Regions from separate parts of the Mus musculus genome. Here regions 1 and 3 are each linked to region 2. Evidence: chromatin loops called from intact Hi-C (ENCODE). Cell type or tissue: left cerebral cortex. All regions are shown on one strand.

The links. Hi-C counts contacts between places; a loop is a spot of excess contacts. Peaks named below come from ENCODE experiments on the same cell type or tissue, not always from the same donor. Only the 100,000 strongest peaks of a DNase experiment are listed, where the experiment ranks them.
Region 1: a loop joins it to region 2, with 7 times the contacts of the local background. A loop is called at or near these places in 16 of 42 quality-filtered maps.
Region 3: a loop joins it to region 2, with 3 times the contacts of the local background. A loop is called at or near these places in 10 of 42 quality-filtered maps.

What each region holds. Positions count from the first base shown.
Region 1 is chr13:65,236,621-65,244,620 of GRCm38, reverse strand. Gm36445 (predicted gene, 36445) reads right to left here and starts at 3,106. Exons shown (of 4, transcript NR_165655.1): 1 at 2,449-3,106. In left cerebral cortex, a CTCF peak has its summit at 1,148 (motif pointing right); DNase peaks (open chromatin) are centred at 2,446, 3,296, 3,753, 4,365 and 1 more place; H3K4me3 peaks cover 2,348 bases; H3K27ac peaks cover 1,356 bases.
Region 2 is chr13:65,109,135-65,117,134 of GRCm38, reverse strand. It overlaps Mfsd14b (major facilitator superfamily domain containing 14B), which reads left to right and starts at 4,153. Exons shown (of 12, transcript NM_133680.3): 1 at 4,153-4,631. The coding sequence starts at 4,518. In left cerebral cortex, a CTCF peak has its summit at 3,662; DNase peaks (open chromatin) are centred at 4,141 and 4,942; H3K4me3 peaks cover 1,725 bases; H3K27ac peaks cover 1,197 bases.
Region 3 is chr13:65,275,612-65,283,611 of GRCm38, reverse strand. It overlaps Zfp369 (zinc finger protein 369), which reads right to left and starts at 4,758. Exons shown (of 8, transcript NM_178364.5): 1 at 4,625-4,758; 2 at 4,272-4,351; 3 at 3,224-3,350. The coding sequence starts at 4,640. In left cerebral cortex, a CTCF peak has its summit at 4,313; DNase peaks (open chromatin) are centred at 4,357, 4,895 and 5,073; H3K4me3 peaks cover 2,298 bases; H3K27ac peaks cover 1,677 bases.

The DNA.
Region 1 (8,000 bases), 130 kb before region 2:
TTCTGATACTTTCCACACTCCTTCAAAAGAGAACATAGATTCTAACAACAAAATCTCATTTTGATACCATTTTTTTGGGTTGTTAATGTTCTAACTTGCTACTCTGCTGCTGTGATTGAATCCTGAGTAAAATCATCTCAGGTAATAAATGGTTGTTGTACATGGTTCTGTCAGATCACAGTCCATCATTCTGGAAAGTTAAAATAGAAACTAAAGGCAGAGAATGAAGGGGAAAAAAACGAAAAACGAAGGACAAACACTGTTTCCTGGCTTGCTTTCTTGCTTGGTCACTGTCACATTCCCACCTAGCTTCATCTAGCCCAGACCCACTTGCATAGGAATATTGACACCCTCAGTAGAAGAGCCTTCCCATATCAATCATCAACACTCTCTCTCATAGATACAGAAAGCAGGCATTCTGCTGAGCGCACACCCTCAATTATAAGGCTCCTTCAAATGACTGTAGCTCTGAAATGTTGAAAATTTAAGACAATTATAACACAGAGACAGTAATAAATGAGGAACTTGTAAAAGCCCAAAACCTGAGCTAACCATTACAGGAGGTCCTGACACCACAAGAGGGAGTTGGAGTTGGGGCTGAGTCAGGACAAAATGGGAAATGCAGCTAGCTCAGAGCAAGGAAGGATACACTGAAATGGGGAGTTCAGAGCCTGTGCTGCCCTGGGGTGAGCTGTCTTTAACCCTGGGTTCCTAGGCCAGTGAAACTAAAGAGATGGCTAAAACAGCAGGAAGGTAAACAGAGGAGCAGATTGCCCAACAGACCTTGAAATAAGACTGCTGGTCTAAGGAAGATATGGTAACTTTGTTGGAATGGATGAAGAACTTTCTATCTACTGACAGCTCCAAGTTCAAAACTACAGAGTCACATATGGCCTGGGAACAGAGTCAATCACATGGGGGATAAATGAGGTCTTTGTCCTTTCCAACCTGTAAAACAGGGTAGGGAGAGCTTGATTTTGCCCTGGATGCTGTCTTGAAGAGCTTTCCGTCATGGGCAGTGTAGGTCCTGGTCCTCTTGGTAAGGATTTAACTCCAAGGTGAGTAACTAAATTGATTGGGATGGAAAGTCTCTTCCTCTCAGTCACAGAATAGTAGTGTCACACACATAAAAGACAGCCACAAGGGGGAGGTAAAGGCCACCCAGCAGATTCCTCCATTTGCACAGAGTAGAAAATGAAGATAGATAGGATGGCAGCTGTAAATTTGCTCTAACCTTCCGAGCAATTACTACCACGGGCACACCGTCCCCTATACCAGACTCTGGAACATCTTCCAAGCCCTTTGTGGCTATGACTCTCCAGAGTATCATTGCAGTGGTGTTCCACATTCGCTTTGGTCATCTCCCTCCACAAATACTCAAGAAAAATCCAAAAACCAAAACACACAGAGAAAAATTTGACAGACAAGCCACTGACACAAAGAACAACAATGACTCATCTTTACAGTCAGCCTTTTGCGATGATATCATAAACAGCCAGGGCCTGGGGGTTGAGGGGGTGCCCTGGGGGAAGAGGGGGCTGCGAGGAGGGGGAGAAATACAAGGCAGGGATGCTGCAGAGGAGGGGGGTGCTCCTCCCTGCAGGCCTGGACCTGCAGGGAGCAGGATGGAGAGGACAGTGGAAAGGCACAACTGCAGCATCAAAGGATGGGGCAGGGGCAGGGGGTGCCAGGGTCACAGGCAGAGATTCAGGCCACTCTTGACCCCTCTGGTCACTCTCACCCCCGCCCCATCCTGCCCCGCAGCAGCTTCGGCCCCGCCCCAGCCCCCACCCCTGGCAAGGAGATTAGCCGGAACATTTTTAGACTCAGGCCAAAGCAGCTGCTCAGAGATGACCCCGAAGACCAGGCTTTTGACCCCTCAGGTCTCTTTAGAGTCACTCTCAGGTGTGCTGGTTGGAACACAGCTATCAGGGTTGGTGCACCTCTCTCCCCCTTCCTTCCTGGCAGTGACCCTGTGAGGTCACACTGTCCGCCGTGGCCACGCCCCCTAACCATCGCCACTCAGGTCCCTAACGGGGACACGGAGCCCACACGTGGCATTCACGAAACAGCCCTGGGACACCCGTGATTCCGCCCTACCCACCCCCGCGCCTGCCCGAAGTCCTGCGGAACCAGGACAGAAAAACGAAGTTGCAACCCCAGGCCAGCTCCACCAGCGCCTACAGCACTGCAGGGTCATTCCAGTCACCACCCAAGGAACGGTCACGCGTGCCCGGGCGGGGGTCCGAGTTCGGCGGGGTGGGAGTGGGGGGTCACAGAGTGTCTCTGGGATGGCGCGGTGCTCCCTGTCCACTGAGGTAACCTCTGACATCCCACGTGACCCTTGACCTGTTATTTGGAGCTGCCCTCACACTTGACCCCGATAACATACGTGAACTCCTAACCTGTGACCCCAACATCTATATTGCCTTGTGACCCCGACTGTACCGGTATACGCCTATCTTCCTCCTCTCACAGCCTCGGCCACTCCACGTCCTGGTCCCTCCCCCACCCACCGGCTAGGGATTCCCATGACCTCAGATGTCCTCCTGTGACGTCACAACCCCCCGCCCCCCCCCGTCTAGGCTTCCACATTGTCACTCACCTCTCTAGGTCCTGTTGTCGTCGTCGTCCTCCTCCGGCCTCGTGCTGGTCGGGCGCAGGCGGGGGCGCCAAGGGACAGCGCGTGGGCAGGGTCAGAGGTCGAGTGGTGGGGTGTTGCGGCATCGTGGGTGGCGGGGTCGGGAGACTCGGAGTCACGAGTGGTTCACGGTTAGAGAGGTCAAGGGTCTTGGGGTCGGGGCTCGCAGGGTGGGGTATTACGGGGTCACGGGTGATCGAGTCAGAGGTCGCAGGGTCGGGGGTCGCGTCCTGGATGCGCCGCAGCCGGTCCGGCAGAGCGCGGTGTGTATTGGGATCGCGGATCCAGCACAGGAACAGCTGGTACATCTTAATCTGCAGCCGAGGCTGCAGCGGCTTCCCAGGCGGCATGGCGGCGACGGAGGTGCGGGATGGGCCAACAGACTGGCCCGAAGACCCGGGACACGTCCGCGGACACACAGACACACAGACGAACACACGGACCCCGGAACAACCGCTAAGATCTGAGGCTTAAAAACCGCGCTCTGGTACTAGTGATCTATTCCGGCGCGGCGTGATGGCGTCACAACCCCGCGACCAAAACAAAACGGCCACGCTGAGCGATAACTTACAGGGCTGAGACTATAACCAGGCGGCGTTGCTTTCGGCTAAAGGGGATCAGTTCACAGGGTACTAAAAGCGGGCGCGCAGCGATTGCGTCACCAGGCGGGAAGACAACAAAGAGGCGGTGCTGACGGACCCGGGCCAAGGAGTGAACAAGGTGGCTGCTGTCAAGTTTCGAAACAGTCTCGGCAGCCCCCGTCAAGAATGCGGGCCAGCAGTGATGGCGTCACTGGCTTCATCCAAAACAAGGCGGTCGCGCAGATGAACAGGGCGTGTGAGGGTACTGTCAGGAGCTGCAGCAGAAACAACAAAAACAAGAGGGCAGGCCCACCGTGAGACTTGGGTGGCCGGTGACAGCACGGACTTGCTTCGTCACATAACAACCCCTAGCGGGCTCACCAGTCCAGGGGAGTAGCCGCGAGGTCGCCCTCGCAGTCTCCCGAGGAGCTCGCGATGGTGGGATTGAGGGGGAAACGAAGAGACTTGTACGCATGCGCACTTCCAAACTCAAAGGCCAGTCCCACAACCAGGCGGTTGGACATGCGCACTAGTGCCCACTCGCTGAGGGGACCGGGACACATGCGCACTGGGTTTTCCATGCTACTGAGGCAACTACATAGTGCGATCTTCCAGTTGGCATGCGCATTGGGTGAGTTGCACGGTGCTGAGTAGCACCTGCACACTGTGAAGATGCTGGCTGAGCCTCCCCACGCCCTCAGGAAATCTTAGTCACTGAAACAGAGGCAGGGGCCTGGCTCTCGTCACTCAACCCTGTCAGTCACAGTGACAGAGGGCAGGACCAGGCTCCTGTCAGTCACCACGCCTGTCAATCACTGTGACAGAGGGCAGGACCCGGTTCCAGTCAGTCACCACCACACCTTCCCCACCCTTCCACCAGTGCTTGCCCGGATCTGGCTCAGAATTGAGTAGGAGGTAGGTGGGGCGGGCAGGAGCTGAGGCACAGAAACAGTGTGATTACGGAGCTGAGGGAGGGGGATGGCTAACCTTCCCAGCAATTAATATCAGGGGCACACTGTCCCCTATACCAGGCTCTGGAACATTTTCCAAGCCCCTGTGGTTACAATTCGGCAGGGGTCCCACTGTACCAGGATTCCAAGTTCCAACTAAAGAGTCAACTCCTTCCAGGAAGACTCAAGAAAAATCCGAAAACCAAGGCAAAAAGTTACAATGCCAACCAAGTGCTTGCTGACAGGAGCCTGATATAGCTGTCTCCTGATAGGCTTTGCCAGTGCCTGGCAAATACAGAAGTGGATGCTCACAGCCATCCATTGGACTGAGCATAGAAGTCCCCATTGGAGGAGCTATAGAAAGGATCCAAGGAGCTGAAGGGGTTTGCAGCTGACAGCTCAGGAACTTTGGGAAGGTCATGGAACACTTGCCCCTACAGAAGGGAGAGAGAGGCTAATTAACATTCTTCTGACCACAGGGCCAGAACCAACCTGTGTCTCCCATAGCTCACCTTCAGACAAGGGAAGTCCTTACCACATCATCCCCTAAAGACCAATCACTTTAAAAAGTCACACTGTTCTGCCAATTACATTGTGCCTAATGACTGCTGCCCTGAAAATGATATAAAACCTCACTGAAGGAGCTGCGCTCGGGGTTGCTGCCACTCCTTTGGGTCTGGGACAACCCCAGTGTCCTGGAACAACAAAGGACATCGTCTCTTCTGGTTCCATGTGGTTCATTCAAGGGGTCCCCAGTAAGCTAAGGCTCTCCGGAGTCTTACATAGCCCCATAGGAACAGCAATACCAACCAGTACCCCCAGAGCTCCCAGGGACTAAACCACCAACCAAAGAGTACACATCTCCATGGTTCCAGCTGCATATGTAGCAAAGGATTGCCTTGTGGGACATCAATGAGAGAAGAGGCCCTTGGTCCTGTGAAGGATCTATGACCCTGTGTAGGGGAATGCCAGGACATGGAAGCAGGAGTGGGTGTATTAGTGAGCAGGGGGTGGGGGGATGGGATGGGGTGTTTTCAGAGGGGAAATGAGGAAAGGATAACATTTCAAATGTAAATAAAATATCTAAACAATTTTTAAAAAAATGTTCTAAAAGAAATGGATAATTTCCTTTATAGATACCACTTACTAAAGTTGAATCAAGATCAGATAAACAGTATATATATATATATATATATATATATATATATATATATATATATAACCCTTGGTGAAATAGAATTCATTGAAAGACTCAACCAAAACATCCAGAGGATGGATGGTATTAGTGGAGAATCCAACCAACCAGATTTTCAAAAAGCCCTATCCTAAAAACATTTTAAAGTATTCTAAAAACTGAAATGGAAGAAATATTACCAATTCATCTTATGAAACCACAATTACCCTGGTACCCAGAGCATATAAATATTCAATAAAAAATTACAAAAATATCCCTCAAGAACATAAAAGCAACAGCACAAAATAAAATACGCTTAAAGAACAGACAAGATCACCCACAATGTTGGAGTAGGCTGCATTCCAGAGATGCATGGGTGGTTTAATATTCAAAAATCAATGAATGTAATCTCCATATAAATAGACATGAAACAAACATATAATAAACCACAGTATCATCATCTTAGACACCAATAAAGCCTTTGACAAAAAAATCCAACACTGGGGGCTGGCGAGACGGCTCAGCGGGTAAGAGCACTGACTGCTCTTCCAAAGGTCCTGAGGTCAAATTCCAGCAACCACATGGTGGCTCACAACCATCTGTAATGAGATCTGACGTCCTCTTCTGGAATGTATGAAGACAGCTACAGTGTACTTACATATAATAAATAAATCTTAAAAAAAATCCAACACACAAATCATGATAAAAGTCTTAGGATATCAGACATACAAGAGACATAATTAAACATAATAAAGGATATATACAGCAAGCCTATACCCAACATGAAATTATATGAAGAAAAACTCAAAACAATTCCATTAAAATCAATAACAAGTCAAGGATGTCCACTTACTTTCATATCTAGTCAATCATGTTCTTGAAGTTCTTGTTAGAACAATAAGACAACTGAAAGAGATCAAGAGGATATAATTAGGAAAGGAAGAACTCAAAGTATCCTAATTGGCAGGTGATATACAAAAGTGACTACAAAAATTCCATTATCAAACTCTTACAGTTGATAAAGTGTAAACACTTCCAGGAAATGGGTTAGATCCATGATTAACTTAAAAAAAATTCACTAGCCCACATATATAAAAATCACAAATGAACTGAAAAAAAATTGGACAAACAACACCTTTCACAATAACCTCAAATAATATAAAATAAATTGGAGTAACTGTAAAAAGCAAGTGAAACACTTGCATGATAAAAATTGCACCATTGAAGAAAGAAATTGTAGAATAAATCAGAAGATGTAAAAATCTCCCATGTTCATGGATCAATAGAATTAACCCAGCAAGAATAGCTATCCTATCAAAACCAATCTACAAATTCAACAGAGTCCCTACCAAAATTCCAACAAAATTGTATAAAAACTTTAAGAGGAAATTCCCACTTTATATGGCATAACCAAAACCCTGGGCAGCTAAAACAATCCCGATCAATAAAAGAACTGCATGGTATTAGCATAAAAGCACGCATTGATCGATGGAATCTAAGTGAATACCCACATATAATTTTACCCACATATATGGATGCCTGATTTTTTATGAGGATTCCAGAAGTACACAGTGGGAAAAAGACAGCACCGTCAATAAGTGGTGCTAGATAAACTATATCTCTTCATGTAGCTGCACATGGCTCCGCGCATGGTCACAGCGCCTCCAGGGAGTCATCCCAGAAGTCCTACAGATCCACAGAGCTGGGCAGGGCCCTCAGCATGCTTGGCTCCAGCTGGAACTTGGGATCGCCTGGGTAAAGGAGCCCGGCTGGGAGAGGGAAGGGGTCAGGGTGAGGAAGAGCGCTGGGATGAGGGGAGTGTCTCATGAGGTGGGGCCTAGCGCTGCTGGCAGGGCTAGACTGGCAGAGCTTAGGGAAAGTGGGCGGGACTATTGCTGATGCGTTGATGGGCAGGACACATAGATGGAGTTGGGATGGGACTTGTCAGAGATCATAGGTCATGGTGTGAGAAGACTGCAACCCCCAGCTGTGTGGGGTAGGCAAGGGGGCTTGATCCGGCCCCACCCCCATGCTCGCCCATCAGTCCATGAGTCCCCTCACCGCCTCTTCTTCCTGGGCCACCAGGAAATCAAACTCCTCAGCCTAGTACTTCTTCCAGTCCGAGAACATGTTGAAGAATGTGCCCACAAGCTTGCAGTGCTTTAGGACCGCAGTGTGGTCCGGCCTGGGGGAGGTAGTGGTCACCCCGGGGTCACACGCAAGGTCACCCATGATGTCATTCGGGGTCACAGAGTCACCCAGGGTCAGGGGTCGCCCGCGGAGTCACAGCATAAACTATGGGATCCTAGGGTTGCCCTCAAGGTCATTAGGGGTCACAGGATCACATGCAGATCCATTTAGCATCAAGGGCCATCCTCGGGGTCATTCAGAGTCACTCTGGGGGTCATAGGTCGCCCATGGAATCACAGTTCATCCAGGACATTCACAAGTCACCCTGGGCCATCACAGGTCACTCATAGAAGTCACAGGTCACTGTGGGATCCTGAGTCCCTCTCCGGTCACAGGTCACCCACAGGTCCCCCCTCGCTCCCCCCACCCCCCACGCTCACCCGGGCTGCGCTACTCGACCAGGTTGAGCACCTGACACTCAACCTATTCTCAACCTGTGGGTTACAGCCCACGCGGTTTATGGT
Region 2 (8,000 bases):
TTTTGGTTGTTTTTTGTTTTGTTTTGTTTTGTTTTTTTGCTTTTGTTGAGACAGGGTGACACTATGTAGCTCCAGCTTTCCTGGAACTCACTATGTAGATCTGACTGGCTTTGCACTCACAGAGACCTGTCTGCCTCTGGAGTTCTAGGATTAAAGGTGTGAGCCAATACATCTGGCTTGGGTTCTTTGGTTAATGAGATAAATTTAGTGTAGACACATTTTTTGCATAATTTTTCTACCAAGTCATAATCCTGTAAATGTTAAAGAAAAAGCTTGCACGAAATGCACAGAAGGTGCAAGCAAAGAGAAGGTGATACTAAGAGCCACTATGGCCAACAGCTGGTGAGAAGATACCTGAGCTAAGTGTTGATGTAACAGGAGCTGTTGCCATGCTGGAGAGGAAAGAGAAAAGGAGGATTTGAAGTTAAGAAGCATCACGAGGCAAAGGAACAATATGACATAGGTAATAGATGGTGTCAAATGAGGCTGAGACACAGGAAGAAGTCAGAGCCTGAGCTGCCCAGGTCATAATAACGAGCAGTCTAATCCTGCATGAAAGCACAGATGTAATATAATAAGATACTTTTGTGTTTTAGAAAGACTTATTTTGTCTGCAGAATGGATGCTTATCTGAAAATGAACCTAAAAGATAAAGATGCTATACAGGTAAGTAAAACGAAGGCTATGAATTGAGGCAATGATGTAGTGAAGAGCAGGCACAGAGTGATTTGTCATAAATAGGGCACAGTGGTTACTTGGATGTAAGTGGGAGTGGGAAAAGAAGGGTAGGAGGTGAGTGAGATAGATAGAACATTTGATTAGTGATCACAAGGAGTGGCTGAGATAAGGAAGGAGTGACCTACATTAATACTAGTTTCTACTTTGGGTGTAGAGATAGTACTGCTCATATTGTAAATAATGCAGAGACAGCAATTAGCAGCTGCATATATCTTGAAGATGAGAAACAGGGATAATAGCAAGCAGGTCCTAATTTTTTTACATAGTTTACACACGTTAGAGAACTAACTCTTTGTCTACCCGGGCAACTTGAACATCTATCTTTCCTTTTTTTTTTTTCCAGACAGGGTCTCAGTATGTAACCCTGGTAGGCTTGGCACTTTCTAAGTTGACCAGGATGGCCTTGCCTTGCCTTTGCCTACAGAGTACTAGAAATTAAAGCCAAGTACCATCATACTCAACCTATCTTTTCTTATCAAATGCTAGTTCACTCACTATGGAAGTCTCCCCAAACTTCTTTTTAAAAAAGATTTATTTTATTTATATGAATACACTTTAGCTGACTTCAAACACACCAGAGGAAAGGTATCAGATCCCATTACAAATGGTTGTAGCCACCATGTGGTTGCTAGGAATTGAAGACCTCTGGAAGCACAGTTAGTGTTCTTAAACACTGAGCCATCTCGCCAGCCCTCTCTCCATACTTTTTATGTTGAAATTTTAAGATATTAATTCATGTTCTGAGAATAAGAGTAGTGTCTATATCTATACCTATATCTATACCTATATCATCTCTCTCTCTCTATCTATATCTGCGGAAATCTAATGAGAAGAAATAATTTTCATTTTGTTTTTTAACCCAAAGTTATTTTCCACGCTGAAAGAGATGTTTCCTCTTGTGTATCTTTTTATTAATATGAATCTAAGTCATGAGTCAATACAGAGTACTCCTGGACCAAACATGGTAATACTGGTTAGTGAGAATCATTATTTTTCTAATTCTATAAGATGCCAAATTATGTGGAATACATGGTATTCACTTGAATTAGAACATAATCAATTTCCATGATTTAAATGCCATACAATAAACAATCTCTAAAAAAATTATTTCATAAAGGGCTAGCGAGATGGTTTAGAGAAAAAGGAAATTTATTCCAAGCCTGAATGCCTGAGTTCAATGCTAGGGACTCATGTGGTGAAAGAAGTAAAGAAACCCCTAAAAGTTCTTCTCTAACCTCCACACATGAGCTGTACTCACATAGATACATAAAACAACATACCCAGCAATAAATTTAATTTCATTTATTATTATTTATTTATTATTATTTTTTTTAAAGAAGTGGTGAGGCCTGGTAGTATAGACCTTTATTCACCCACTCAGGAGGAAGTGGTAGGTAGACTTCTGTGAATTCAAGGCCAGCCTAATCTACATAGGTATTTCCAGGATAGCTAGGGCTACTTAGTTAACTCCAGCTCCAAAGATAAACAAACAAAACGAAACAAATCTGTACAGATTGCTTAATGACTATGAGCCCATACTGCTCTTTCAGAAGATTTGAGTTTGATTCCCAAGATAGGAGTTCAGTTCTCAGTTCCTATGCAGGGTGGATCACAACTTCCAGTAGCCCTACCTCCAGGGAATAGGCCACTTTTTAAAGGCATCCATGATTACCCATGTGCATCACACATCCATATAACACTCAGACTTATGTATATAAATAAAAATAAAAATGGCTTAAAGGTGGTGCACTTGATGAGTTTCATGTCCCAACACTACACATCAAGGCATCAAACATGGTTATATATACTTGCATGTGTACATGTTTTCCCTGCATGTGTGTATGTGTGTGTGTACCATGTATATGCTAAGGCCAGAGAGTGTGTCAGACCCCCAAATCTTGAGTTACAGTTGTGTGATGCCACACTGGTGCTGGTGCTGGGAACAGAACTTCTGTCCTCTGCAAGGACAGCAAGTGCTTTTAGTTTTGCGTCATCCCTCCAGTCCTCCAGGTTACATTTAAATCATTGCAGTTCAATTTGAGTTTTCACAAACTGGAATTTATTCAAAGAATATCTGAAAGACACGAGGTCCAGGCTGGCATTTTAACCAAATGGTATTAGATGTTTTTGTGTAGGTAGTATAGAGGGCAGGCTCAGAATCAACAAAACATGGTTGAAACAGAAGGAAAACTTAGGCTCATTAAAGGATATTGAGAAGCCAGCCCATCTCAATTCGAGTCTATAGCCAAGTTAAGTTTCTGTTTACTATAAAACTTGAAGTTTATATATTTCTCAGAGATGGGCTGCACCCTAGCCCAGTAACCATAGAATGTACTGTAATACCTCCCGCCCCAGCTACCTGTTTTTGAGAATGTTCTATACCAATACCCATTGTTCCATGACCCACTTTAACCTTGACCACCTGGTTTCACTTCTGTATCTACGATTCCATGCAAAATCCCCCACCCCATGGTTTTGCCCTATATAAAGGGCTTGAGAAGTTGGCTTGGGGCTGGTATTGTGAACCCCGTTTTAGGGGGAGACAGCTGCTGATTTGTCTCTGGTTTGTACACAATAAATCTTGCTTTAAACTGGCCATAATTTGGGTTGGTGATCTTTCGATTCACGTCTGTGAGATTAACAATATAATTTACAAAAATGACAGAAATCTGTAAATGTGCTTGACTTGTTTAAACATTCTGTCTCCAGTTATATTTAACAATTAAGAACAATGTCCAGTGTGGTGGCTTAAACCGACACCCAGCATATGGAAAACTGAGGCAAGATCATCAACATGTATTTAAGGCCAGCCTGGGTCATATATGAAGAAGGGTTGAGGACAATCTGCCTGAGATTGTGGATAAGAAAGTTCTAGGTTTAGTAAGTGCGAGCGTGCGTGCTTGCCTCTGGGGAGTGAGCATAGCTAGAGCCTATTGGAATACCAGGGAAGTGCTCTACCACTGAGCAATATATTCTGTGTAATTTTCTGTTAATCAGTGCATGGTTGGAGGCTTCTGAAATCCTGTCAATTGTAGACCACTTCCCCATTGCAGGATTACAGTTCCAGGGGCTGTGTGTCAGTTTGTTCTTTTTATAACTATCATCCTAGGAAAGGGGATAACATTTGAAATGTAAATAAAGAAAATATCTAGTAAAAAATCATTTACTTGGGGTAGGGGCTGGAAAGAACTCAGTTCCTATGCTACCTAAGGACCCAAGTCAGATCCCTAAAACCCACGAAAAGGGGGAAGGTGGGATGACGTGCAGTTGGAATTCTAGCCCGGGGTAGGAGTAAACAGTCCCTAGGACTCGCGGGCAGTCTAATCCAATCAGGAACGCTTTGGGTCCTTCCAGTCTCCGTTAAAATCTATAGGCCTGGAGTCCCTAGAAGATGACGCAGTTTTGATGCGCTACGCAGTCTGGGCGGAGCTTGCCCGAGCTTCTGGAGAGGGGTGGGCGTTCTAGGCGGGAGCTGCCTTTGCTGAGTTCTCCGGGCGGGACGCCGTCTCCCGACTGTTCGGGCGCTACTGAAAACTACTCACTGCCAGTGTCGGGGTCCTGTGTTCACGACCACCACTGAATAGTTGAGGGCCCTGTTCGCTTCCTGCACGGATCCAGCCTCGGCGTCCTCTCAGCAGCCGGTGTCGCCACTGGCGCCGCCGCCCGAGCGGCAGGCCGCTGCGGATCGCGGAGCCCATGAAGGCTCGGGCCCCGCCGCCGCAGTGGCGGCGTCGCCAGTGTCTTGGAGCGCTCCGAACCTGCTCTGGCATGACGGCGGCATGAGCACGGACGGGGAGTCGCCGGAGGAGCCGAGGTGGAAGGCGGTGGCCTCACCCAAGGCGTCAACCATGCCTGAGAAGCGCGGGAGCGCTCAGGCCGCGAGCGGCAGCTGGGTAAGTTTTGACTGGGTTCGGACAGGGACTCTGGGATTGTGGCTGTTCTAGGAGAGCCAGGTTCTTTGAAAAGCTGGCTTTCCTATCAACTCCTCCCCAGACGAACCTCTAGGAGATTTGGTTATTGATTCAAAAGCCACCAGACGCGGGACAGTAATATAATTTGGATATAATTCTGTGCAAATTGACAGAAATCTTCTGGGCACAGATTTTGTCCACAGCAACTTAGACAGTGTGTGTGTGTCAGTCTGTCTTAAAGCCTTCATTTTTCGCAGTCTCCGGAATTGCCTACAGGGATGCTGGAGGTCAAAGTGGGAGGCGCCTGATACTTCCTCCTCCTCTGGGTTTCAGAAGTGGCCTTAGTGTAGTAAGAGGAAGCTGAAGATCTCTGTACCTGAAGGTGAAAGTTCAGCCTGATCTCCTTTAGTGACATGTAAAGTTGAGATGAGTTTGACAGCTAGGGAAGGCTTATTTTCCTTGACCTGGATTCACAGTACAGACCTTACCAGTGCCACTTTTTCTTCTTCTTCTTTTAATGGTTGGAAACTAAGCACAGGGACTAATGTCATTTCTTCAGTCATAAGTATAAAAAGGATTTTTGGGGAAGGATCTACTTAGGACTTAAAACTTAAAGTTTTGCAGTGAATTGAGTACAAACTCTTGCAACTATGGGAAAGTTTGTTCAATGAGAAATAGGAATTTATTTAAATATGATATGTGTGGTCATGTGTTTTTCCTGTTTTTAAGCTTGCATATTTAATTTCTGTTAAAGAATACTAAGTGGTTCCAAGTGCATACTTGACTGTGTGAATTCATCTTTGGTACAATTGGGAGGGTAGAGAATTAGTAGTATGCAGAATGAAATCTCAAGTCAAAATTCAAACATGCAAAAATTTTGAGGTAAAACAGAACCACATACTATATCACATAGTATATTTTAGTAAGGGCTTACTAGGTACAAAATTGCTGCAACTCTCAAAAGTCTGCCAAGTACAGACCTTAAAGTCTTGTTCTGTCTGCATTCTTGTGGCTCATTTCCTTGATGTTTTAGACCTAGAGTAGAGCTGGCTTTTAGTCCTGATTCTACCAGAGTTTTACCACTCAGTGCCTGATCTGTTAAATGGTCATGTATTGAAGAAGCATAGGGGGATAATTTTTTTTCCCAAAGCTAAGGTTTTTCTAATGTAGAAAGCTTACCTTGTGGGGTAATTTCTGTAAAATTGGTTTTTCTCATTAAATAGGTTACACTTTACTTTCTAAATGAAACTAAATTACCAGTTCACCTTCTTGGCTTCCACTAGTGGATGGACAGTACTAATTAGTGGACAAGCCAAGCCAAGCCCAAGGAATGTGCCAGCTAGAAGTCAGTGTAGGGTATTTTTTCTCTATTTCTTTCTACCTGACTCTTTTAAATTTGTTTTATATATTTACTGTTTATGTATACTGTGTGTGGGTTCAAGAGCACATATGTTTTGAAACCTTATGTTTTGAAACCAAAGCTCCTTCAACGTGGAGCTCACAGCCTTTCTAGACTGGCTGGTTAGTGAGTCTCAAGGATCCTCCTATCTCTGCTTCGTACACTCATCCCATCCCTTCTCTGTATAGCCCTGGCTGTCCTGGAACTCAATTTGTAGACCAGGCTGGCTTCGAACTCAGAAATCCGCCTGCCTCTGCCTCCCGAGTGCTAGGATTAAAGGCGTGTGCCACCACACCTGGCTACATCCCATCCCTTCCTGCTAATCCCAGTACTTGGGTTACCAGCACATTCACCTTGCCCAGCTTTTTATATATATATTAGATATGAACTCAGATCCTTTTGGCTTGTATGTCAGGTATTTACAGAACTATCTCCTCAGCCCATGTATGGATTCTGAATGGTCATACTCTCCTTGTGAGCCCTTACCATGATAAAAAATATTCAGTTCTTTCCCATTTTCTAATTTAGAAAGGAGCCAGACCCCAGTCTAAAACCAATGTGCTTGAAACAAGAACTTTGGTGGTGTTATTTATTCAAAGAAACCTAGACTCTGTTTATTCACTTACCTTTCTATGGATCCTAATGCTTATCTAATTTTGGGCAAAGGTAAATTACTCACATTCTTTCCTCAACTTTGGGAGTAGTAGATCCAGTCATATTTGGTTAATGAGAATGCTGGTTTTTTATTCTTTTTTCTTTTCTTTTTTTACCATATAGTTAATGAGGTAACTTAGCATGTATAGGGCTAGATGGAAAGTGTAAAAACAACAGATATCTTTAATCATTGGTGCTTATGCATGTCATATGCCAGAATTTCCAAGTTATATATTTTTTAGTTTTCATAGTTTTTTCCAGAATTACTTTCAAATACTGTAACTTCCATGATTTGATTTTATTCTAATGAGTTATTCCGAGGAATACTTGTACTTTTGGATTCTTTGATATTACTACTAATCATAGGGAAGACTGCCTGGGCACAGGACTCTTATTTCACCAGCAATTTTTTTTCTACCTCATTAGCAAAAAGATAAATGAACTTGAAAAACATTGTCAGAAAGACACCATCTGATAAATAGGAGGGACCTAAGCATTCTTGGAGTCAGGCATTTTTTCCATGAGATCCTTTGTCTAAAACAGGGGAGTCTGTCAGTTTAGCTTACATTTTACTCTTTCTGTTCTTCCTTGCTATGAATTAATACACAATTTCAGGTATTTTATCAAAACCATTTTAATTATTGAATATATATTTTATGTTATATATAGTTTTTATAGCCAAGTAAAGTAAGTTGTTTAACAGTCATTTAATTTTTTGATTATTTTATTTTATGCTTATGAGTGTATTGCTTGCATGTATGTATATGTGCTTGGTGCCTGCAGAGGTAGAGGAAAGCTTTGGTTCCCTGGAACTAGAGAGATGAATGGTTGTGCACCACCATGTGGGTACTAGAACCAGATCAGGATCCTCTTGAAGAGCAGCAAGTGCTCTTAACAGCTTGAGCCATCTCTCTAGTCTTGCAGCCATTTATTCTTGGGCACCTGATGACAGTTAATGATTTATTGCAAAGAAAATAGACTGTTCAGTGTAATATACCAAGATTTGTTTATGGAATGGACTCCAAGAAGCCAATATTTGGATTTCAGTAAAGGGCACTGATTAAGAGATTCATACAATCAGTACTATTCTAGTGACATTTGATGTCTCTTGAAATAACTCAGTAGGAAAAATTGCTTGTGGCAATTTTTATTTTTAATTTATCATGTAGACCTGACATTTCTCAGCACTCTGGTAAAAAGTTTATCAGTCTCAGTTTAGACAACTATAAAGTCTAAATATAAACCAACTATGTGTGATGGAGATCTTTAGACAATATTTAATTCTTTAAATATAAAGC
Region 3 (8,000 bases), 170 kb before region 2:
AACAACAACAACAAAAAACAGCAAAAAAACAATACCAGATGGGTTTAGTGCAGAGTTCTATCAGACCTTCAAAGAAGACCTAATTCCAACTCTCCTCAAACTATTCCACAAAATAGAAACAGAAGGTACTCTACCCAGTTCATTCTATGAAGCCACAATTACTCTGATACCTAAATCACACAAAGATCCAACAAAGAAAAAGAACTTCAGACCAATTTCCCTTATGAATATTGATGCAAAAATATTCAATAAAATTCTTGCAAACCAAATCCAAGAACACATCAAAACAATCATCATCATGACCAAGTAGGCTTCATCCCAGGGATGCAGGGATGGTTTAATATATGGAAATCAATCAATGTAATCCACTATATAAACTAACTCAAAGACAAAAATCACATGATCATCTTATTAGATGCTGAGAAAGCATTTGACAAAATCTAACACCCATTCATAATAAAAGTCATGGAAAGATCAGGAATTCAAGGCCCATACCTAAGCATAATAAAAGCAATCAACAACAAACCAGTAGCCAACAACATCAAACTAAATGGAGAGAAACTCGAAGAAATACCACTAAAATTGGGGACTAGACAAGGCTGCCCACTTTCTCCCTACCTATTCAATATAGTACTTGAAGTCCTAGCCAGAGCAATTCGACAACAATAGGAGATCAAGGGGATACAAATTGTAAAGGAAGAAGTCAAAATATTACTATTTGCAGATGATATGATAGTGACCCTAAAAATTCCACCAGAGAACTTCTAAACCTGATAAACAGCTTCAGTGCAGTAGCTGGATATAAAATTAACTCAAACAAATCAATTGCCTTTCTCTACACAAAGGATAAACAGGATGAGAAAGAAATTAGGGAAACAACACCCTTCACAATAGTCACAAACAATATAAAATACCTTGGTGTGACTCTAACTAAGGAAGTGAAAGATCTGTATGATAAGAACTTCAAGTCTTTGAAAAAAGAAATTGAAGATCTCAGAAGATGGAAAGATCTCCCATGCTCATGGATTAGCAGGATTGATATCATAAAAATGGCCATCTTGCTGAAAGCAATCTACAGATTCAATGCAATCCCCATCAAAATTCCAACTCAATTCTTCACTGAGTTAGAAAGGGCAATTTGCAAATTCATCTGGAATAACAAAAAATCAAGAATAGCAAAAACTATTCTCAACAATAAAAGAACCTCTGGTGGAATCACCATGCCTGACCTCAAGCTGCACTACAGAACAATTGTGATAAAAACTGCCTGGTGCTGGTATAGTGACAGACAAGTAGACCAATGGAATAGAATTGAAGACCCAGAAATGATCCCACTTGATTACAAGGTCACTTGATTACAAGGGAGTTAAAACCATCCAGTGGAAAAAAGACAGCATTTTCAACAAATGGTGCTGGCACAACTGGCAGTTATCATGTAGAAGAATGCTAATTGACCCATTCTTATCTCCTTGTACAAAGCTCAAGTCTAAGTGGATCAAAGACCTCCACATAAAACTGGAGACACTGAAATTTATAGAGAAGAAAGTGGGGAAAAACCTTGAAGATATGGGCACAGAGGAAAAATTCCTGAACAGAACAGCAATGGCTTGTGCTGTAAGATCAAGAATCGACTAATGGAACCTCATAAAATTGCAAAGCTTCTGTAGGGCAAAAAATACTATCAATAAGACAAAAAGGCCACCAAGAGATTGGGAAAGAATTTTTACCCATCCTAAATCTGATAGGGGACTAATACCCAATATATACAAAGAGCTCAAGAAGCTGAACTCCAGAAATTCAAATAACCCCATTAAAAAATGGGGTACAGAGTTAAACAAAGAATTCTCAATTGAGGAATACCGAAGGGCTCAGAGGCACTTGAAAAAATGTTCAACATCCTTAATCATCAGGGAAATGCAAATCAAAACAACCCTGAGATTCCTCCTCACACCAGTCAGAATGGATAGGACCAAAAATTCAGGTGACAGCAGATGCTGGCGAGGATGTGGAGAAAGAGGAACACTCCTCCATTGCAGGTGGGATTGCAAGCTTGTACAACCACTCTGGAAATCAGTCTGGCGGTTCCTCATTAAACTGGACATAGTACTACAGGAAGATCCAGCAATACCTCTCATGGGCATATACCCAGTAGATGTTCCAACTGGTAATAAGAACACATGCTCCACTATGTTCATAGCAGCCTTATTTATAATAGCCAGAAGCTGGAAAGAACCCAGATGTCCCTCAACAAAGGAATGGATATAAAAAAATGTGGTACTTTTACACAATGGAGTACTATTCAGCTATTAAAAACAATGAATTTATGAACTTCTTAGGCAAATGGATGGATCTGGAGGATATCATCCCGAGTGAGGTAATCCAATCACAAAACAAGTGTCTTGATATGCACTCACTGATAAGTGGATATTAGCCCAGAAACTTAGAATCCCCAAGATACAATTTGCCAAACACAAGAAAATCAAGAAGAGGGATGACCAATGTGTGGATACTTCATTCCTCCCTAGAATGGGGATGAAAATACCCATGGAAGGAGTTACAGAGACAAAGTTTGGAGCTAAGATGAAAGGATGGACCATCCAGAGACTGCTCCACCCGGTGGTTCATCCCATAATCAGCCAACAAACACAGACACTATTGCATATGCCAGCAAGATATTGCTGAAAGAACCCTGATACAGCTGTCTCTTGTGAGGCTATCCCAGTGCCTGGCAAATACAGAAGTGGATGCTCAAAGTCATCTGTAGGATGGAACACAGGGTCCCCAATGGAGGAGCTAGACAAAGTACCCAAGGAGCTGAAGGGTTCTGCAACCCTATAGGTGGAACAACAATATGAACTAACCAGTACCCCCAGAGCTCGTGTCACTAGCTGCATATGTAGCAGAAGATGGGCTAGTTGGCCATCATTGGGAAGAGAGGCCCCTTTGTCTTGCAAACTTTTTATGCCTCAGTACAGGAGAATCCCATGGCCAAGAAGTGGGAGTGAGTGGGTAGGGGAGCAGGGTGAGGGGAGGGTACAGGGGTAAATGAAGAAAATATCTAATAAAAAATTTAAAAAAAAAAGAAAATGTCAGAGTTGGGTGGGGGCAGGTAGAGTCAAGCCTGGCATTGAACTTCTAATCCTCCTCCACCTCTGAAGTCCTGGAATTAAAAGCGTGCTGCACCCACCCAAACAAGTGTTTATTAAAGTGGAGCCTGGCTTACCTACTGAAATCATGTTATTGAGGTTCTCCATCATGATTTCCCTGTACAGGCACTTCTGTTGGCGATCTAGCAGTGCCCACTCTTCCTCGGTAAATCTCAGTGATACATCTTCAAACTTCACAGATTCCTAAAAGCCATAAGATGCAGTTCAGCCGCAGGTTTTCCTCTTCCATGGTGTCAGAAAAATAGAAAGGCTGAGCAAGATGACCCAGCTACATTTTACTTATCTCATGTTCCTTTGTCTGAATCCTTGAGCAAATCGGTCTGACACTAATCAGGGGACAAGTGAGACTGTGGTCTATGAAAACCTGTTCATTTCTCACTAACCAGGGGATAGGACTGTTGGCTCCCATCTATACCTCTTTTCTTGTTTTTGAATTATCACTTCTTTAAAGTAGCTGCTGAAAACTAAACATGAGCCTCTTATCTTCTAACACCTGTCAGTTTCTCTCAACCAGATCCCCAGCTTTTGTTGTTGTTGTTGTTGTTCTGTCGAGATAGGGTTTCTCTGTATAGCCCTGGCTGTCCTGGAACTCACTCTGTAGACCAGGCTGGCCTCAAACTCAGAAATCGGGCCTGCCTCTGCCTCCCAAGTGCTGGGATTAAAGGCTTGTGCCACCAAAGCCTGGCCAGATCCCCAGCTTTAAAAAAAAAAAAAAAAAAAGTTGAAAAGGACTGGTGAGATGGCTCAGTGGGTAAAGGCTACCAAGCCTGAGTTTGATTGATCTCCAGGACTCATGTTGAAAGAAGGGTAGCAATCCGGAAAGGTGCCCACAAGCAGGCAATAGCACACATGTGCATACCCACACACAAAATAAATGTAATAGAAACATTTTTTGTTTTTGAATTGAAAAGCTTCAATCTGGCTTGCCTCAATCTGGCTTGCCAGTTCCAGTTCAGAAATCGGTTTGTTTGTTTCTTCTATTCTAACCCCCCTCTTGGGCAGTCCTTCAACTCCTCCCGTAACTCTAGGGTATTTGAGAGCAAACATCTCACCACTAGCCGGCCCCTGAGCCGTCACAAAAGCTGAAAAGAAGCCTTTACTCACATGGGGCCAGGTTGTTGGAAGCGTGGAAGCCATACTGTCCTCAGTGTTCTCTAGCGGTAGGAGGCAGAATGCTGATCGTCCTGAAGGTGGAAGAGGCACTAAGGAATGTGCCCAGTGGCTCCCCCACTTCTGCCCATATTCCGACCTCTGCAGGACATAACCAGTCCGCCCCAAAATTGCCAAGTGCCCAGTGAGTCCTCTCCCCGACTCCCATAAGCTTACAAAACAGGTTCCCCTCTAACCGAGAGGGGATGGTTGATGTCCTCCAATCCAGAATGCGGTCGGTTTTCTTAAACCGTGTTCCCCATCTAGAACGGGATGCCTCCTCAGGATCCGGACCCACGACTACACACCTTCTCCGGGGTCCATAGAAGTGGAGCCACTAACGAAGCCGACACTGGACTCCGGAGGCTGCAAATGAAACAGAAGATAGGAGTTGTCCCCGACGGGCTTTCACGCAGCGTTACGAGTGCTTGCGATAAACACAATGGCTCTTGCCTGTCGGTCTAGCCCCTGAGTCGGCTCGCTGGTCCGGACTACAACTCCCAGGCGCCCCCGCGGACGTCGAGCGGCGGCAATCTGTTGGCGTCCTTCCTGTTGGCAGGCTAAGCCGAAGTCCGTAAGCGTCTGCTACTGGCTGCTAAAGAACTAGGATGAAGCCTTTGAAGGAGGCTACTAAGATGCTAAGCATCTCCGTGGACAGAGACCGAGACTAGGAGGGAGTCGAACCCACTAACAGGAGCAAATGAACTTGGACAAACCGGAAGAAGTGCTGGTGTTAGATCGGCTGGGGGATGCTCGCCTTGTAGCAGAGTAAGGAGGGCGGAAGGAGGGCGGAAGGAGGGGACACACAGAATACACAGCTCGACTAGTGTAGAGGGGAGGGACCCGGATGGGGACTGGCTGTGGGTCGAAGGCAAGAGAAGACAAAGTCATTTAACCGAGTTTCCTTAGGGGAAGGAGAAAAGAATGCAATCGTGCTGTAGTTTCAGCGGTGTCCTTAAAGGGAGAGGAAGAAAGGACTAAACCGTAGAAACAGAAAGCCATTAGGCATTGGAATTAAAATTTTACTCGTTTCTATGAGAGGACAGGCGTTTGCGTCCAGATCTGTAGAGTGAGCAGGGTTGTATGGTTTAGGCAGGGTTGTATGGTCTTACAACGTTTAGGTGGTAAGTGTGGAGACCTGGTGGACTTGAAGGATATGGTAGGCTACACTAAATGTCCTCTCCAGTTTTCCCCAGCAGAGGAAGGGATGTAGTGAAAATTCTAGAATTTTGGTTTCTTGAAAAAAAAAAAAACCAAATATTATAAGAAGGTGCTTTTATTTTGATTCCGGGTATAGGGACGTAGGGCTGCTTCCGACTGCCTGAAGCAACTGACCATGATTTATTTGCCTTGTGCTCTAGCAGAATCGCGGTTCTGTCTGCAGCAGAGTTTTGGTAATTGTGTTATATTTGGAACTCTGGGAACTTTTCAGAGGGTATATAAATGTTAGAGCCCGATAGGCTGGGGGCTGGGGTGGGCCAGTTGTTGGTTGTATAGGGAGGAGGTTGGTTGTAGTTTGTTAGTAGCTGAGGCCAAAGGAGAAGCAAGAGAAAAGAAATCAGATTCGGGGATCTTCCTAATCACTCTCTCCCCTCTACTCTTGTTCCTTTCCTGTCTAGTGTTAGGGGGTAGAAAGGGGGGTAAGGATAATAATGGGAGGAAAAAGAGAACCGACAAAGTAGCAAAGACCAGTTACAAAGGGACACGGAGGATCAGAGATGTATGAGGAGAATTAAAATTACCCTCAGTCCCAGGGAGGCTAACTGTAAATATCCATGCATATGGAGAGCTCTTAGGGCAGCTTCTAGGAATTTGGCAGAAATTTGACATTAGACTAGAACACAGAAGTAGGCTCAGGCAAGAATTTGACTTTGGGCTAGGACAAGAAAGTAGGCTCAAGATCTTGATCATCTTGTAAGTCCCTGAATACCACGGGACCTTGTTTATTGCCTTGTTTGTTCCTTGACTGAAAACTGACCTTATTCTCTGCATGTACTTAGAATGGCATAAAAACAGACTGGAGAAAAATAAACCCACTTCAGCCTCTGCACAGGTTTGAGTGGTATTAAGTCTAATTGTCTTTTTCTTTTCAATCCTCACTCCCTCCCTTGAGACCCTGTTGACTGACTGAGCTGGCTTGATCACACACAGGGATTCATTTGTACGATACACATCAAGAGGATGTGGGTTCTGGTAATGCCAGTTATTAGGTAACCTGTGACTAGGTTTGTTCCTATTGGCAGATTAGATTGGGGGAACCTGAAGTCTGCCCCTGATCATAATTTGGTATGTTTGTAACTCTAGACAGCTCAGAACAACAAAGAATTCTGTTGTGTTCCTTATACTGTCTAGTATTCTATTCCTAGGGTCTCTTTATATTCTGTTCTGATTTATGTAATCTTGTCTTATTTGGGATCCAGACATACTGATGCCTAGAGCCTAGCGACCTATCCTTCTCAACCCAGGGTTTATGTATTCCTTTGAGGTTTCTAAATAGGGTTGGCAACACTGTGTCTAACTGTGGTCATGCTTCTTATTCTTACGGCTAAAATAGACTACATATTGTTCTTAATGTTTTTTTAAATTTTATTTTATGTATATGTGTACACTGTAGCTATCTTCCGATGCATCAGAAGAGGGCGTCAGATCTCATTACAGATGGTTGTGAGCCACCATGTGGTTGCTGGGAATTGAACTCGGGACATCAGGAAGAAGAGTCAGTGCTCTTAACTGCTGAGCCATCTCTCTAGCCCTGTTAATTTTTTCTGCAATTAATTTTTATATTTGGTATTGACTCAGATTATTATGCCACTTTTACTATGATAATACTTCCTTGGAATTTTTCATTCATTCATTCATTCCATTTCATCCTGGATCACATATATCCCAGACTGTCCTTGAACTTTGTAGTTAAGGTTAACCTTGAATTCCTAATCTTCTTGCTTGCACCTTCCTAGAGCAAGGAGTACAGATGTGGGCCACGGTGCTCATCTTTCTGTGGTGCTGGTATCGGAACTCAGAGCTTTGTGGCATATTAGGCAAACACCGATGACTGAGCTAAATCGTTAGCCCTCCTTAGAATCTCGTAGCTTTCAGAAGGACCATACCCATTGAATAAGTAATTGGTTCCTGTTTTAATATTTCAAATTAAATAACCCTGGCTGTTTGGCAGACTATTATTGTGTGACAGAGTTGTGGAAAATAGTCATTGACCGACGGGTTTTATTTTAGATGTCAGTGTGAGTTTGTTTATGAGGATCATCCAATGGTTCAATAGAGAGAGAGCTTTATTATTTTAAGGAGGCAAGTTCTCTTTTCAGTTAAAAGTTGGTTCTTATTTTTAAATGTTAAAGCTGGGTGGTGGTGTTGCACACCTTTAGTCCCAGTACTTTGGGAGGCAGAGGCAGGTGGCTCTCTGTAAGTTCAAGCCTAGCCTACTTAGTCTACAGGGTGAGCTCCAGGACAGCCAGGAATGCACAGAGAAAGAAACCCTGTCTTGAAAAACAAACAAACCAAAACAGTTCATTAATTTTTTTGTTTGATTTAGTGTGTGTGTGTGTGTGTTTATGTGTGTGTGTGTGTGTGTGCGTGTGTGCGCGCGCGTGCGCGCATGCACATGCACATTCATACCACAGTGTACATGTGGAGTCAGGGGAAAGCTTTCAGGAATTGGTTTTGTCCTTC